Linked DNA regions of Homo sapiens: region 2 is linked to region 1. Evidence: chromatin loops called from intact Hi-C (ENCODE). Cell type or tissue: CD4-positive, alpha-beta T cell. All regions are shown on one strand.

Region 1 (8,000 bases):
GCTTTCTGATTCTATATCAGAATAAGTATAAGAAGAACACAAAAAGAAAACAGCAAAACCTCACTTGAGAAAAGAATCTGTTCAAAGTTTCTTAAGGTCTTGGACTTGGTCAAAATTTTAAAGCAGCTGTGTTTAAAGCCCACTGAGGAAAAAAAATAAGAAAAGTTCAATTAAAAGGAGTCTCATTCTAATTTTTAAAACAACTTCAAAACTTTGTTTCTGGAAAAACACCAACATCACATTCATTCTCTTATTTTTAGCCTTTTTGGTTTAAAATTATTTTAATACAAAAGTTTTTCCCCTTCCCCCACAATTCTCATTTTAAGTGTTTGCTGAAGAATAGTCAATCACAAATATATTTTTCAGCTTATCCTACACTGCCATGCTAATTCACCTGTTAAGATCACCCCCTAATTCCATGACTTTAAGAATACCTCTTTTAACAGTTTAGTACATACTTTTACTTTTTTTTGTGATTGATTTATAAGCTGCAGGTGTTTATGTGATAAACTGTTTTAAATCTGTTTGGTATGCAGAACAAGTAAATTCAGGGATTGAATAATTTGATAAAATGTCCCAAAGATATTCATAAGATAGGTTAAAAAAATAAAAACGAAATGGAATGAAAAGTGTACTTTTACTCCTGACAACTGCAGCCTTTTACATTTTCTTGGAATTTTTACATAAACGCTTTAAGTTTAGAAAGAGAAATGCCAGGCATAAAAGCAATCATTACAGGAATGGGTTCATGTGAATACGATTATGGAAAAAAAAAATCATACAAAGACAACCAAAAACACACATGGCTCTACTTCAGTTCTTGATTTGATACATATTTGTCAGGCTCATCTAATTAAATAATGAAGTCCCTGTTTGAAAAGCGAAACTAGTTTTTTTAATTAAAAAGCTGTCTATAACTCTTATACATTTAAAATATTTTTGGTTTACATGGAGGTCAAATTTTAAAAATTATGTATGCAAAGACAGAAAACACCTATATGTGCAAGCATATTTCCATTTATAAATATGGATCTATTCACTAGATAGTGAAAAACCTATCTTATGAATATCTTATGAATATAACCTCACTTTAAAAGACTGTCTCTTAACTATCAATGGCAGACACCAGAAATACCCCTTCGCATCACCACTGCTAGGCATCTCCCTACCATTTCTTTTTAGTAACTGCTTCAGATACGAGTGCTGCCTGGAACACACCTTTATCTCCAGTTCTCACTTTACCTTTAGACAAATTGGCACAGCATCTCTTAAGTGGTGAAACAAGGCAGGCCATAAACTGGGGAAGGAAAAAGTGGTAAACGAAAAGAGTGCATTAAGCCTACCTGCTACTCTTTACAACCCTGTTCACCCTTCCCCACCCCAAGCCTGTTCATCACCATCAACTAGCATCAGTTGGGCAAATGGTTGGAGAAGAGTGGAAAAAAATCTTTTCTTATCACAGCAAAAAAGAACAACACAACTTATTTTCATTGTTTTTCCTGTTTTATTTTCAATTCCACTAATAGAGATAAGGGAAAAGAAGGCTCTGTTCTCCAACCTCCCAGTCACTATCTATCCTGTCCTTAATATTCAATGGCTGTTTTGCCTCCTTATTCTACCCTAACTTATTTCCTTCCCTGCCATCTCTCCCCAAAAAACCCTCACCTTGTATAGCCCCAACTCAGCTAATCATACCTATCCTATGGATCATCCATTCCCATCAATTTATAACTTTTCACCTAATGGAAATTCTAGGGCCACTTCCTGCTTCTCATTTTCCCTCCTATTCTAACATTTGGAGTCACTAATATTAGGTTTGGAGTTGGGGGTGGGGAACCTATATTATTCCCATAAAATATGTATAGTATTAATAATGAACTACCAAAGCATCAAGAAAGTTATTTTAATATTTTTAGGACTCCGCTCACTTATCTGTAAAATGAAGAAGCTATTAGATCACCACTCTAATATCTGGCTGACAATTTCCAGTTCCTAATAATAGGGATCTTAAACTATAGATCTGAGGTAGAATACAGGAATTGTCTAAGAGGCACCCAGTTGAATCTGCTGATCAGCCATGTTTGGGAATCACTGCTAAATGCTAAGAGGTTCCTTCTAGTCTAAAACTCCAAGATCCTAAGCTGGAATTTTCACTGCATTTGCTGGTAGAAGAATTGTGATAAAAGGGGTACAGTTTCCATAGTTATTGGTGCTATAGTTCAGGTATGTTATTGATTCAATGGGCCTTTGCAGACTGATCTAGCACTTAAGCAATCTTCAGATTACAATAACAGCTGACTTGCAAATGAACTTGTAAAATATGTTTACAGACTGGGGACCATCAGCACAATACTAAGTCCTCAAAGTAAAACACTAAAAATTATTTCCTTAGTATTATTATGTGCACAGAGTTTTTCACAGATGACTTTTTTACTACTAATATTTAGCCTATATGTCAGAAATAAAGGTAGAAGGAGCATGCTCATTAGGATCACTTATTCTGCTAATTCACTGATGGGGCTTTGTATATCATTCAAGCAAAGCCTAGAGAAGTCTAGATCACCGGTGAAATTCAGGGTATTAAAGCGCCTAAAGAATAGTCTCATTCAAATGTTTAAACTGCCAGGACTTTAACTCCCCAGAAGCATACTAGATCATTCACTTATGAACTCCATGTATCTATTCTAGATCTGGTAACTTCCGATTCTCATAAACAAGAGTTCCTGTGGTTAATACTCAGGCTTAAAACATGGTTAAACATGTGGGAACTAAGCACATATAAACAGCACTTGAAGAGATGCCACATTAGTGTGTTAATTTGAGTGGAACCTATTCATTTATGAATAAATGAATAATGAAATTATTAAAAGGTAAAAATAGAAATGGAATTCTATGCTAGTCATTTTTCTCTTTAGAAAGATGCACTTAAATTTGTACAAAATAGCAGGATAAATTGCAGGAAAATGTGTCCATTTATTTCCTAATCTCTCCAAATAACATAAAATCTACAGTGAATTCCATTATGTAAGAGCATTCTTTGAATATCAAGAATGATGCAGTTGTTGCTATGGTAACTACTCATTTTATTGACTAAATTGTGGGTTTGGGTAGCATTCTTTCAAAAAACATATTTTACCATCCTAAGTAGGTCTGATAAGACTCTTTCTATTGCTATCTGTTAAACAATAACTACAAGCCCCATTTGGGGATGATTAAACAGCCTCTATTAAAAGCTAAGCTTGATTTGCTAAGGAAAGAAACCTTTAAAGTTTGAAAAATGAAACATATCAACTACATTCAAAAGAACAAAGGATACTTAGTTTTAACTTTCTAGAGTAGTTGAAACGTGTGTATAAATCAACAGTAACATGATCTTACCTGTCTGTATTCCTTCACTGCCATAATTTTCCTTCTAATCCTAAATTATTAACTAAGTATAGGACTAACACCAGAAGGCTGCTGACTTTTCAGTTTGCAATTAAGCTAAAATGAGAACCAGTGGAAAGCTTTCCTCATTTCGATACTCAGGAGAAGTCTCTCTCCCAAGCCTATGAAAACAGAATTTTCACTGTCAAAATCTTATAAAACAGCTGTGTACAAAAGCCTATATTTAAAGATATCAAGGATAACTGTAGACTCCAACTATAAACACTCTTCAGGCACAGGCAAAAGCCACTAAGGCTTCTTCCCCTATGAGCTTCCACAGAGGGGGTTCTCACCGGAACCCCATCCATGGAAGCCGAGGGTGGGCTTTATCGGCAGGTGTCTTTAGGAGGCTTCCAATACAAACGGTATTTTCAGAACCTGCCCAGATCTCTTCCTCATCGCCTAAATAAACAGTTAAGACCAAGTATTTAAGAAATGGGAGTGGGGGCCACGAGTGTAGCCCGCCCCCTTTTAACAATGTGAAGTCCAGTCAGCTAAAAGGCCTGCTGGCTTCCCAGCCCTGGAAGCCAATGCGAGGAAGGCTCGGCATGGTTGTAGGAATGAAGTACTAGGAAGGGGGTCTGATAAGGAAGCAAATGGTACAGCCGGTAGGTCAAGCGTAAAGGAGGGACAACTCAGGTTTCTTTTCGTCTTTTACAAATGGATTTTACCTGTCTTGTTTTACCTCGGCGTCTCTTGCAAAAAGCGACCCCCACCTCCTCTGTGAGCGTGTATGTGTTTGTGTGTGCCGAGACAACAACCTCAGCACCCCGGCTGGGGACAGGGGCTTGGAGGGGGTGGGGACTCAATTCCTTTACAGGCCTAGAACTCTCCCGAAGGGCCCTCAAAGAAAAGGGGGCGGGGAGGAGCGCGTCTGATGCCGACTAGGGGGCTCAGACCAGGCCCGGGAGAGCAGCAGCGGCTGGGGGGACGTGCAGATCCTTTACATTTTAATGGTGGCCTCTTTGGAGGAGGGAAGAGGTGACAAGCGGTTGGGGGTGATGAGGCCTCCCCTTCCTCCCTCACTCAGCGCGCTGTTTACCTTCTCGGTACTTCTTGCGGAGCCGCCGGTGGACGCTCTTCACCACACCGGAGAGCTTCTCCTGCTCCAGTTTCCGCTCCTGCTCCCGGGGCGGCGGAGTGTTCGGGGACCCGGCCCTCTGCGCACGAGCAGTATTTCGGCCGCCGGCCCCTGGCTCCATATCGCAGCCGCCGCCGCCGCCGCCGCCCCTCAGGCCCCCGCAGACGCTCCCCAGATGGAGGAGGTGGGGTAGGAGGAGGGAGCTGCGGAGGCAGCAGCCAGAGGAGGCAGAGGAACCGGAGCGACAGCCTTGGAGGTGGACCCTCACCCAAAAGTGCAAACTGATTGGTGGATTTTGAGGGCTGGGCGGAAACGGAAAAGGCTAAGGGCCAATGGGCAGAAAGCGCCGGCGGCGAACCCGGTTGTTTGGGAAGGCGAGCAGCTGGAGGAGGCGGAGCTTGCGGGGATAGGGAGGCTGAGGCAGTGGGAGCTCCAGGCCTGGGTGCTCATCTCTTCCCCACCCTCCCCGGATTCTGTGCGCAGGCGCTGTGGCTCGGCCTCGGGAGACGAGCTGTGAGCAACGCGCTTGCGCGTCTCAGTTTGCTTAGTTTGGGCTTTTTTACAGCTCGGCTTTCTGATGTCTTCCATCATTTTCATCCCCTACACTTTATAATCTGTTGCGATGCGGCCAGGGTGCTCTGCTTGAACCTCCGCTGCACCTTGTCACATGTAGGTTCCCTTTAGTTACTTGCGCTTTGAGATGACGTTACACTTCAGGGACCTCAAGCACACAAGCATTCTAAGGCTCAAGGAGAGGTCTGGCTACCAAATGCTAATTTAATTCTCAGGTCGACAATGGTTTATGCCTGCAGTACTACTGCTGGGCAAAGGACATAGAAAATGCGAAAAGGAGAGGGCCAAGAAAAGCAACAGGAGATGCAGGAGGACAATAAGGAACGATGGAAAACTCACAGCAGATGCCCTCAAGAACTTTTGTAGTGACCACGGTGTTAATAAGCAGCCTTCCCTGATCTTATTCGCATCAGCACTCTGAGCTTTTATGGTCAGCTCAGGTGACCTCCTGTCCTTTAATTTGGAGAGTTAGTCTATGCGGAGTGTATCTAAGTGGGTTTGGTAACCTGTTCACCCTCCTCCACTTCTTTTCCATCTCTTGGGGAACGCGATTGTTGACTTCTGTCCCAGAAAGGTGGAACACTGCTCTCTGGAGAGAGGTAGACTGCATTGGCTCCTGAAGTGGTACTGAGGCTGCTGGAGTGTCAGAGATTGAATAGACTGAGAGCCCCTAATGAGTTGTGTTGGATTGTGTACCACTTCCCCATTGCAGGTGTTGGTTACGTGACAGTCTATGGAAATGATTGCAATGGTAACATTTTGATAATGATTTTCTAACTACGAATAAAGCTTGCATTATGTAACTGTTTTATATGCTACCTTCTTTATATTGAATACGCTGAAGAGCAAAGAATTATACACACTGTCTAGGACACAGGAGAAGCGGGAGGTGAAGGGAGATTGATGGAATTTAAAGGCGGAAGATGTGTCCCTACAGCACAGTGAAGAGACAGATCAAACACAAAGACAAGGACATATAAACTTCAAAAGAACTCCTTATAATTATGAAGAGAAGTTAAGCGGAAGTGCCTAATAAATTGAAAATATGGTGGTCTTATTTGGGGGAATTTCATTTGGGAAGAAAGGGGAGCTTGAATTACATGTCTCTTTTGGCTCTTTCCATATTTTAATACATATGGAAGGCAAATAATGGTGCAGATATTCGAAAGATACAATGATAGTAAAAAGAGCATTAAATTTCACTTGTGCTGAACTGTAGTTTTATTTTTTAAAAAAGAACTTTTCAGCATAATACTAGCAAATGAACTTTTAAGGCCTCTTAACTGAAGATGTTCACTGAAGGAAATTTGGAAAATACAGAAAAGAGTAAAGAAAATAAGACATCTGGACTGAGAGATAACAACTTAACATTTTTTCTTTGTTTGTATATACTAATTTCAAATAGGATATTTCTTGATGCCTATGTGGCAATCTATTGTATGAATAGCCTACTATTTCATTAACCAATTCCCAGTTATTGTAGATTTATGTTTTTTCCAGCTTTTTTGTATTACAGATAATGTCATGACAAACACATTTGCACACAAGTATTTGTCCATTTCTTTAATTATACATTCCATCAGGCTAAATTCCTAAAAGTTCAATTTCTGAAGCAAAGGGTCAAACATGTTAGGGTTTTGATGTATATTATGAAATTGCCTTTTCTGAAAGATAGTAGCAGTTTATGCCATGTCCACTAGTACCTATGGGTGTTTATTTCATTGCACCCTTACCAAAGGTAGGTATTACAATTTACAAAGTCATTAATGAGATTTTAAAAACATGTCTATTTTTTAAATAAATATGTGGAATTTCCTGCTGTTTCGTAACTAGCTATTCTTATTGGTATAATATTTAACTTAAAATACCAACGTAAGAATAAATAAAAGGAACTTATTTAAGACTATCTAGTTGTTGTTGTTCAAGCAGATTGAAGAGTCCTACCTTTTAAAATTACTTTTTGACTTCACACTTTCTTGAAAAGCAACCGAAGAAATAACAATTGGACAGCCAGATTTTATTTTAAAGAAAATGAAATCTTTTTATTTTCTTTAAATTTTTTATTTAAAAAATGTTTTATTTAAAATTTTCATTTAAAAAATTTTAAATTTTTTATTATAAAATAAAGATTTTATTTTAAAAATAAAAATAAGATTTATTTTATTTTATTTTATTTTATTTTATTTTATTTTATTTTGAGATGGAGTTTCACTCTTGTTGCCCAGGCTGGAGTGCAGTGGCGCATTCTCGGCTCACTGCAACCTCCGCCTCCTAGGTTCAAACGATTCTCCTGCCTCAGCCTCCCGAGTAGGTGGGATTACAGGCATGCGCCACCATGCCCGGCTAATTCTGTATTTATAGTAGAGACGGGGTTTCTCCATATTGGTCAGGCCAGTCTCAAACTCCCGACCTCAGGTGATCCACCCACCTTGGCCTCCCAAAGTGCTGGGATTACAGGCGTGAGCCACGGCGCCAGGCACAGATTTTATTTTAAAGATGCGTGAATTCAAATGAGGTATAGGCCAACATGTCCTGAGAAATATTTTAAGGTGATTTTTTTTCCACTGACTATCCACCACAGCACAAAAGGGAGTTTATAACTACTTTCCTCCTGTGTAGTTAGCAATATTACAAAAAGCTTTCTATCTGTTAAGGTTGCTGAGGAGTCATAATGGAATTCTCCATTTAAGTGAAACAACAGTCCTAATTGCTGATAAAATGGATTCACTGAAGGAAGCAGGCTTGGTGCCATATTCAATGAGCATATCCTATGCCCAGGAAAATGTCAGCAACTTTCCCCACTTTGTGGTGACAGGTTTTTATTTACTGTAAATATCTTGTTTTAAAAAATTCTCTCATTATTTTAAATGCCTGTTAGGGAAAGAGGATGTTGGAATAAAACACTCTTCACTGAGCAGGA
Region 2 (8,000 bases), 550 kb before region 1:
ATATTGGCATCAAATAAACAACAAGTGGCTTCAGGATGTAAGGGTTTAGCAGTTGGCTAAGTTCAGTCAGTTTTTTTTTTATTCAAGTTTTATTTTAGATTCAGGGAGTGCATGTACAGGTTTGTTATGTGGGTATATTGCTTGATGCTAAGATTTGGGGTACAAACGATTCCATATGCAGGTAGTGACCATAGTACCCTTTCCCTGCTCCCTCATGCTATAGTAATCCCCAATGTCTATTGTTGCCATGGACTTAATGTCCATGAGTACCTAAGGTTTAGCTCCCACTTATAAGTGAGAACATGCAGTATTTGGTTTTCTGTTCCTGCTTTAATTTTCTTAGGATAATGGCCTCCAGCTGCATCCATGTTGCTGCAAAGGACATATTTTTGGGTTTTTTTTCATGGCTGTGTAATATTCCATCGTGTATATGTGCCACATTTTCTTTCTCCAATCCACCGTTGATGAACACCTTGGTAGATTCCATGTCTGTGCTATTGTGAATAGTGATGAACATATGAGTGTGTGTCTTTTTGATAGAACAATTTTTTTGGATACATACCCAGTAATGGAATTACTGGGTTGATTGGTAGTTTCGTTTTAAGTTTTTTGAGACATCTCCAAACTGCTTTCCACAGTGGCTAAACTAATACACATTCCCACCAACAACGTATAAGCATTCCTTTTTCTCTGCAGCCTCACCAATATCTGTTGCCTTTTGACTTTTTAATAATAGCCATTCTGACTGACAGATAACATCTGGTGTAAGATGTTATCTCATTGTGGTTTTTATTTGCAGTTCTCTGATGATTAGTGATGTTGAACACTTCTCATGTTTGTTGGCTGCTTCTCTGTCTTCTTTTGAGAAGTGTCTGTTCCTGTCTTTTGTCTACTTTTTAATGGGGTTATTTGTTTTTTACTTGTTGAATTAAGTTTCTTATAGATTCTGGATAATAGACCTTTGTTGCGAATATTTTCTTTCATTCTGTATGCTATCTGTTTATTCTGTTGATAGTTTTTTTTGTTGTGAAAAGCTCTTTAGTTTAATTAGGTCTGACTTGTCAATTTTTGTTTTTATTGCAATTGCTTTTGAGAGCTTAGTCATAAATTCTTTCCCAAGGTTGATGTCTAGAATGGTACTTCCTAGGTTTTCTTCTAGGATTCTTATAGTTTGAAACCTTACCTTTAAGTCTTTAATCTATCTTGAGTTAATTTTTGTATATGGTAAAAGCTAGCGGTCCAGTTTCATTCTTCTGCATATGGCTAACTAGCTATCCTAGCACCATTTACTAAATAGAAAATCCTTTCCCCATTGGTTATTTTTGTTGACTTCATCAAAAATCAGGTGGTTGTAGGTGTGTGGCTTTATTTCTGGGTTCCCTATTTTGTTCCCTATTCTGTTCCATTCATCTATGTGTCTGCTTTTGTACTAGTACCTCGCTGTTTTGGTTACTGCAGCCTTGTAGTATAGTTAGAAGTTGAGTAATGTGATGCCTCTGGCTTTGTTCTTTTTGTTTAGCATTGCTTTGGTGATTTGGACTCTTTTGGTTCCATGTGAATTTTTTTTTTGAGACAGAGTCTCACTCTGTTACTCAGGCTGGAGTGCAGTGGCAGGATCTCAGTTAACTGCAACCTCTACTTCCCAGGTTCAAGCAATTCTCCTGCCTCAGCCTCTAGAGTAGCTGGGATTACAGATGCATGCCACCACACCCAGCTAATTTTTGTATTTTTAGTAGAGACGTGGTTTCACCGTGTTGGCCAGTCTGGTCTTGAACTCCTGACTTCAAGTGATCCGCCCACCTCAGCCTCCCAAAGTGCTGGTATTGCAGGTGTGAGCCACCACACCCAGCCCATATTAATTTTAGAATAGAAAAAAATATTTTTAAAAATGAGGCAGATCTATACACCCTAATCTGGAGTGAAAGCCATGAAGAAGTAAGGGGTTCAGGGAAGGAGAGAGAAAAATAAGTAAAGGAGAACTCCGGTTTCATTGTTTAAATATGCATATGTGTTTGTCTGTATATATGTAATAGGAATATATATAATATATATACATAAGAAAGTATACATGTGCAGAAAAAACTCTAGATGATAAACATCAAATTGTTAACTGTGACTATTTGTGGTTAGAGGGATTAGAGAGGAAGGATTTTTTAAACTTCACACTCTTCTGTAATTTTGTGAGGGAAACTGCAATGAATAACCTTTACTTTTGAAATCAAATGGAAAAGATGCAGGGTGGCCCCCCAAAAAGTCACCTATCATCACATCCCCACCCACCTGCCTCTCCCAGGGCCTTTACATCTTTGATCCTCTACTTTACACCAGGCACAGGGGCCGGTGTCAAATTGGTCACTTGTCCCAAGTTGCTGATCAGAAATCTTGCATTTTCTGTGTTTGCTCAGCACCAGGCTTTCGGGATTTCTTTGTACTCTTCCCCTGTATACCTTGGATTTTCCAAAGGCTGATTATAAAATAGGTGTTTAATATCTCACCAGTAGCAACTGGTATATGCTCATGTGCAAAGTGGCTTACAATGTTCATTAAAAGCAGATACCAGCATGGGACACACATAATGCAAGCGGGGAGGCATGTCTGGCAGACTGTTCCCAAGACGTAACCTCATGAAAGAAGAAAGTGAAAACCACGCCCTCTTTTGGTCACATTTTAACTTTTTCTTCATGTGTCAAATCATAGTTGTTCTGAAGCCCTCCAGGGTCATGGAGGTGGGTTAGGGGTTTGGCTCTAGACTGATGTAATCCTACACCTGTGTTCACATCACCTCCATCTCTGTGCCAGCTGTCACTCCTCCACTGTCAGCAAATGTGGACTCCATGTTTTCCCCTGCTGCTCCAAATCACAGCCTCCCTCACCTCCTGTGCCTGTTGCTCCTCCTCCTGCTTGGCTGCTCTTTCTACTTCCTTTCTTCCTTCTCCGAGGCTTCACCTGCACTTAGTGTGGGCATCATCAAGCCAACCAGGCGAGTGCTGTGAGCTGACCCATTACAGGCAGAGGACTCCTAACAGGATGTAAGTCAGGCCTTTTTTCTTCTCGGCTCAAAATGCTCCTAGGAGTCCTCATTTCACCCAGAGCAAAAGCCAAAGTCCTTTCAGGCCCTGTGAGGACTCACACGACTTGATCCTCCTTTACCTCATTCTCCACGGCTCTCTCTCTTGCTTACTCTGATCCTGGCACATCAGCCTCCCTGTCACTCCTTGCCCAAGCCAGCCATGCTCCCAGCCGAGGGCCTTTGCACTCGCTGTCCCTTCTGCCTGGAACGCTCTTCCTCTGGGTACCACATGACTCAGTCTCACCTCTTTCAAGTCTGCTCAAACGCAGCACTTCCACAGTGAAACCTCTGGCCACCCTATTTGTGACTGCAACCCACTCTATCCCCCTTCTGTCCTCCTCTTCCCTACTTTATTTTTCTCCCTAGCAGGGATTTTCATCTCTTTCATGCACTGATGAATCCCCAACATCTTCATCAGTGTTGAGCGAATAGTCAGTGGACATTAATAGCTCAGGAATGAATTATTTGTATATTTTAGAATCATGGGATCTTCATACGGGCTAAGCTATTTTCACCAGGATTTGGTCTTGGAGGTCTTTTTAGTATCACTATATTGCTGGGTTTTGCATCTGTTTGAGGTAATGGATTGTTAAGGATCCCTCCTGGGCCAGGAAGCTGAAGGTATAACATGGAGAAGTCCCCAGTGTGAAGGACCATGAGGGGCAGTCACACTGGGCCAGGGAGAAGCTGAGACATAGCAGCCACTTCCAGGAGACTTGGATTAATCTACATGAGAGCTTCAAGAAGTCTCTGTTCCACTTACCCCAAAGCCAGCTCCAATCTAGGCACCAAGTCCCATATGCAAATACTGGTATCTCCCATAGGAGAGCCCCATAGCTTCATCAACAGGAACAGCTCACCCAATTCCCTGAGGGTAGGAGGCCTTGATATAGACAGTCATCAGAATGGAGTCCTCTTAGCATCTGCATCTTAAACAGAAGTCGACAGTTAGGGGTGCAGTGGTTGAAGCTCAAAGACCTAGACTAGCCACCCACTCCCTTCTTTATGCCCAGACCTGGGGGTAGGATATTTTTCCTGGACTACTGTTCTACAAACTGGGGGTGGAGGTGGGGGTCATCTGAGCAGAAACGGCAGGGGGCATGGCAGATGCTCTTCTCTCTCTCATTCTGCCAGGCCCGGTAGAGCAGCTATCGACACAGTTGCAGGAAGGCATGAATTGCTGAGCCAGGTCTGACCTGGCTGCCCTCAGGAAGCCCTCTGACAGGGACCCATCAGCTAAGCTGGCACCACGTGGTGTGCCTGGCATTGTTCTTTAGATATTCTACTTCTTGACTTCAAAAAGCATGTTCTAAGATTGGTTAAACCCAGTATCCAGCGTCTGGATGATTGTAAGGGACTCAATGCGGATGGCCCCTTTTCCTGTTGAGTTTTTTAAAACCCTGGCCTCTGAAAAATCTTCGTTCTCTGTGTGTGTGCACTTAGCAAGCCTCCCAGTCCTTTGCCATCTTTATAAATCAAAAGTCTCTGGTACACAACACATGAGATTACTACTGTTGGCCCAAGAAAGACCTTGGAACACTTTTGTCCTTTTGAACCAGAGTCACCTGACTCTGGGCCATTTCCCTGACATAAGATTCCAAGGTAGAGTTTACTAAGATTTCACTCATATTGCTCAGTTTATGCTTACAGCTAAGAGAAAAAAGTTTTAATAATTTCAACTATTAATCAAAAAGAATAAAAAGATAGCAATATCGATTCATATACATTAATATAGATATGAGCCATGAGGGCTACCTGGGAAGGAGAACATTTCTAATATCATTTTGTTCCAAGACCCTGACACCTGGAATTTTGTCTTTCTAATTTTTTTCTCCTTTCTTTCTTCTTCTTTCTCTCTCTGATTTTCTGTCTTTCATAAAGTTTTTTGTGATGGCTTTCCTAATGACATTTTATTGTTATTTTTATAAAGTAGAGGAATGTTTGTTTGCTAGTATTAATTGCCTATTACAAGTCCATTCAAATATATAGATACAATATTTTCTAAAATATTCTTAGATTGTGGTATATGTAAATTTTCTTCATGAATTTCTACTAAGGTTCATTGCTTCCTAAAATTATTGTGCCTGTTGGTATAATCCAGTAGAGCAGGTGATATTTTTCTTTTATTAGTGCAGAAAACATAACCAAAATTATAATTAAAGCAGTTGGTTGAACAGTGAATGAAATATATCACATAACAACCTCATACTTAGATATTACTAATTGTAATTCAATATAATTAACACTTTACAAATTATCCATTATTATTTATTTGGACCGAAAAAAAGCATGCTCTGAGGCTCTTTGCTGTCTGCCTAGGCATTTTTGTGTGGATGATAAAACGATGCCACATTCTATAGTAATAAATATATATGTATGTATATATGTATACACACACACACATTTAATTTCCTTTGACAGATTTTCTCCCTGTATGAGGCAAATGTTCCAACTTATAGATTAAAACCTGTTAGTGAAACTGCTCATGAAGTATGCGTAATGCTCTGAGGTTTAATAAGCAGTTTCTGGGAAGCTGCATGGCTGTTGGAGCATAACTATTACTACAAGGTTGTTATTATTTGATTAGCTCACTATAGAGGAGCCTTGTGAGATTTTGTCATGGATCACTGTCTGCATGTAATAGCTTCTCTCCTTAGTTACAGGAGTAAACCAGCAGTAAACTCCAGAGGCTCAACTCAGGGATGTTGCTATCTTATGCTCTTAGGAAGCATACTAGGTGTGATTAACCCCTTCTGAGCTGGTTAAAAGTGAATTTTCACAGCCTAACTTAGAAAAAGAATTTTTTCCCCCACTTACTGATGATCTCAGACACAACTCTTAAGTAAGCAAAAGAAGTATAATCAGTTTCTTGAATAGTTAGAAACCTGGTTAATAAGTCACTTTTAGTGACAGGTCTCTGCCATTACAAGCAATCCCTCTCTTGTTTTTTGCTTTAGACCCAGACCTAGATGCACCTGAAATGCCAAGGAAGAGGAACCACTGGATGACTGAGGAAGGCATGAAGAAAGATGCATCCTTAAACTAGACCTTCAAGATGGAATAGAGTTTTTAAGAAATAACACTTACACTGAATTGCTTTAATTATATAAAGGAACCATAGAACATTTGAAAAAATGTAGATAAGAATAAAGATGTAAAGATTCAAGGATTTAGTCTTTGGTAACTGTCTTTATAAGTAATATTGTAATAAACATCCTTGTGCATAAATTTTGAGTGTCTCTAGAGATAAATTCTGATTGATCAGAATCAGAGATAAATTCTAAATTTCTTAGGATAAATTCTGAGAGCTGAAATTTTTGGGTCTAAGGCCTCTGAAACTTTATTGCTAAATTGCCCTCCAAAGGATTCTTACTAATTTGTCTTCATACGTGCCACCTATGAATCTCCAAAGCCTCTGTATGATCAGACAGAAGTGGGGAGAGATTAGTGTTGACCTTTAAATAGTCCCACCGAAAGCCATGTTCAGATATACAATGCTACGGTTTCTCTAGACTCTTATAGAGCAACTATTTGGGAATTTTTAATAATCAAATTATGTACCACACAAGAACTCCTTTTTTACATTGCTATTAACCTGTGGTATTCTTGTTCTTGTTCTTGGTGGTGGTGTTAGTTTTACTTAATTTTGCCAAAACCTTGGTCAAAACCTTATTCAACACCCACTAGGATGGCTATTAAGAAAAAATACAGATAATAACAAGCATTGCTGAGAATGTGGAAAAATTGGAGCCCTCACACATTGCCTATGGGACTGTAACATGATACCACTACTTCGGAAAACAGTTTAGCAGTTCCTCAAAAAGTTAAACTTAGAGTTCGCATATGACCCAGCAAGTCTACTCCTAGATATATACCCAAGAGAAGTGAGGATTCAAAACATGCCCACACAAAAACATGTGCACAAATGTTCATAACAGCATTATTCATAATAGCCAAAAAGTAAAAACAACTCAATGACCATCAACTGATGAATTGATAAAAAAGTATGGTACATCCACACTTTTTTTGGTACAAAAAAGAATAAAATACTTGGTTACCTGATACAAAAAAGAGTAAAATACTAAGCCTAGCATGGTAATCCCAGCACTTTGGGAGGCTGAGGCAGACGGGTCACTTGAGGTCAGGAGTTCCAGATGACCCTGGCCAACATGGCAAAACCCCGTCTCTACTAAAAATACAAAAATTAGCCGGGCATGCCGGTGGTTTGCACCTGTAGTCTCAGCTACTCGGGAGGCTGAGGCACGAGAATCACTTGAACCTGGGAGGCAGAGATTGCAGTGAGCTGAGATCATACCACTGCACTCCAGCCTGGGCGACAAAAAAAAAAAAAAAAGTAATTACTGACACGTGCTACAACATGGATGAATCGTGAAAACATTAAGCTAAGTTAAAGAACTCAGTCACAAAAGGCCACACATGGCATGACTCCTTTTATATGAGATGTCAAGAGTAGGCAAATCCACTAAAACAGAGAGTAGACTCATGGTTACCAGGGGATGGAGGGAAGAGAAAAAAAAGGAGTGGTTGCTAATGGGTATGGGGTTTCTTTTGGGGATGATGAAAATGTTTTAGAATTAGATAATAATGACGTTTGTATGACTCTATGACCATACTAAAAGCCACTGAATTGCACACTTAAAAATCCTTATTCTGGCCGAGCACGGTAGCTCATGCCTGTAATCCCAGCACTTTGGGAGGCCGAGGAGGGCAGATCACCTAAGATCAGGAGTTCAAGACCAGCCTGACCAACATAGTGAAACCCCGTCTCTACTAAAAATACAAAATTAGCTGGGCATGGTGGCACATGCCTATAATCCCAGCTACTCAGGAGGCTGAGGCAGGAGAATCGCTTGAACCCAGGAGGCAGTTCAACCCAGGAGGTTGCAGTGAGCCGAGGTCACACCATTGC

The links. Hi-C counts contacts between places; a loop is a spot of excess contacts. Peaks named below come from ENCODE experiments on the same cell type or tissue, not always from the same donor. Only the 100,000 strongest peaks of a DNase experiment are listed, where the experiment ranks them.
Region 2: it touches region 1 in a loop (2.6-fold over the local background); 2 of 110 quality-filtered maps call a loop at or near these places.

Annotation. Positions count from the first base shown.
Region 1 is chr7:112,935,123-112,943,122 of GRCh38, forward strand. It overlaps SAMTOR (S-adenosylmethionine sensor upstream of mTORC1), which reads right to left and starts at 4,753. Exons shown (of 5, transcript NM_152556.3): 1 at 4,469-4,753. The coding sequence starts at 4,628. RefSeq lists a silencer at 4,582-4,681 and enhancers at 4,711-5,227, 4,882-5,221. In CD4-positive, alpha-beta T cell, no CTCF peak of the experiment used is centred here; a DNase peak (open chromatin) is centred at 4,909; H3K4me3 peaks cover 2,770 bases; H3K27ac peaks cover 1,207 bases.
Region 2 is chr7:112,381,106-112,389,105 of GRCh38, forward strand. LOC105375456 (a long non-coding RNA gene) reads right to left here. Exons shown (of 3, transcript XR_927870.3): 2 at 3,834-3,999. Among named protein-coding and RNA genes, the nearest start is that of ZNF277-AS1, 35 kb to the left of the region's middle. In CD4-positive, alpha-beta T cell, no CTCF peak of the experiment used is centred here; no DNase peak of the experiment used is centred here.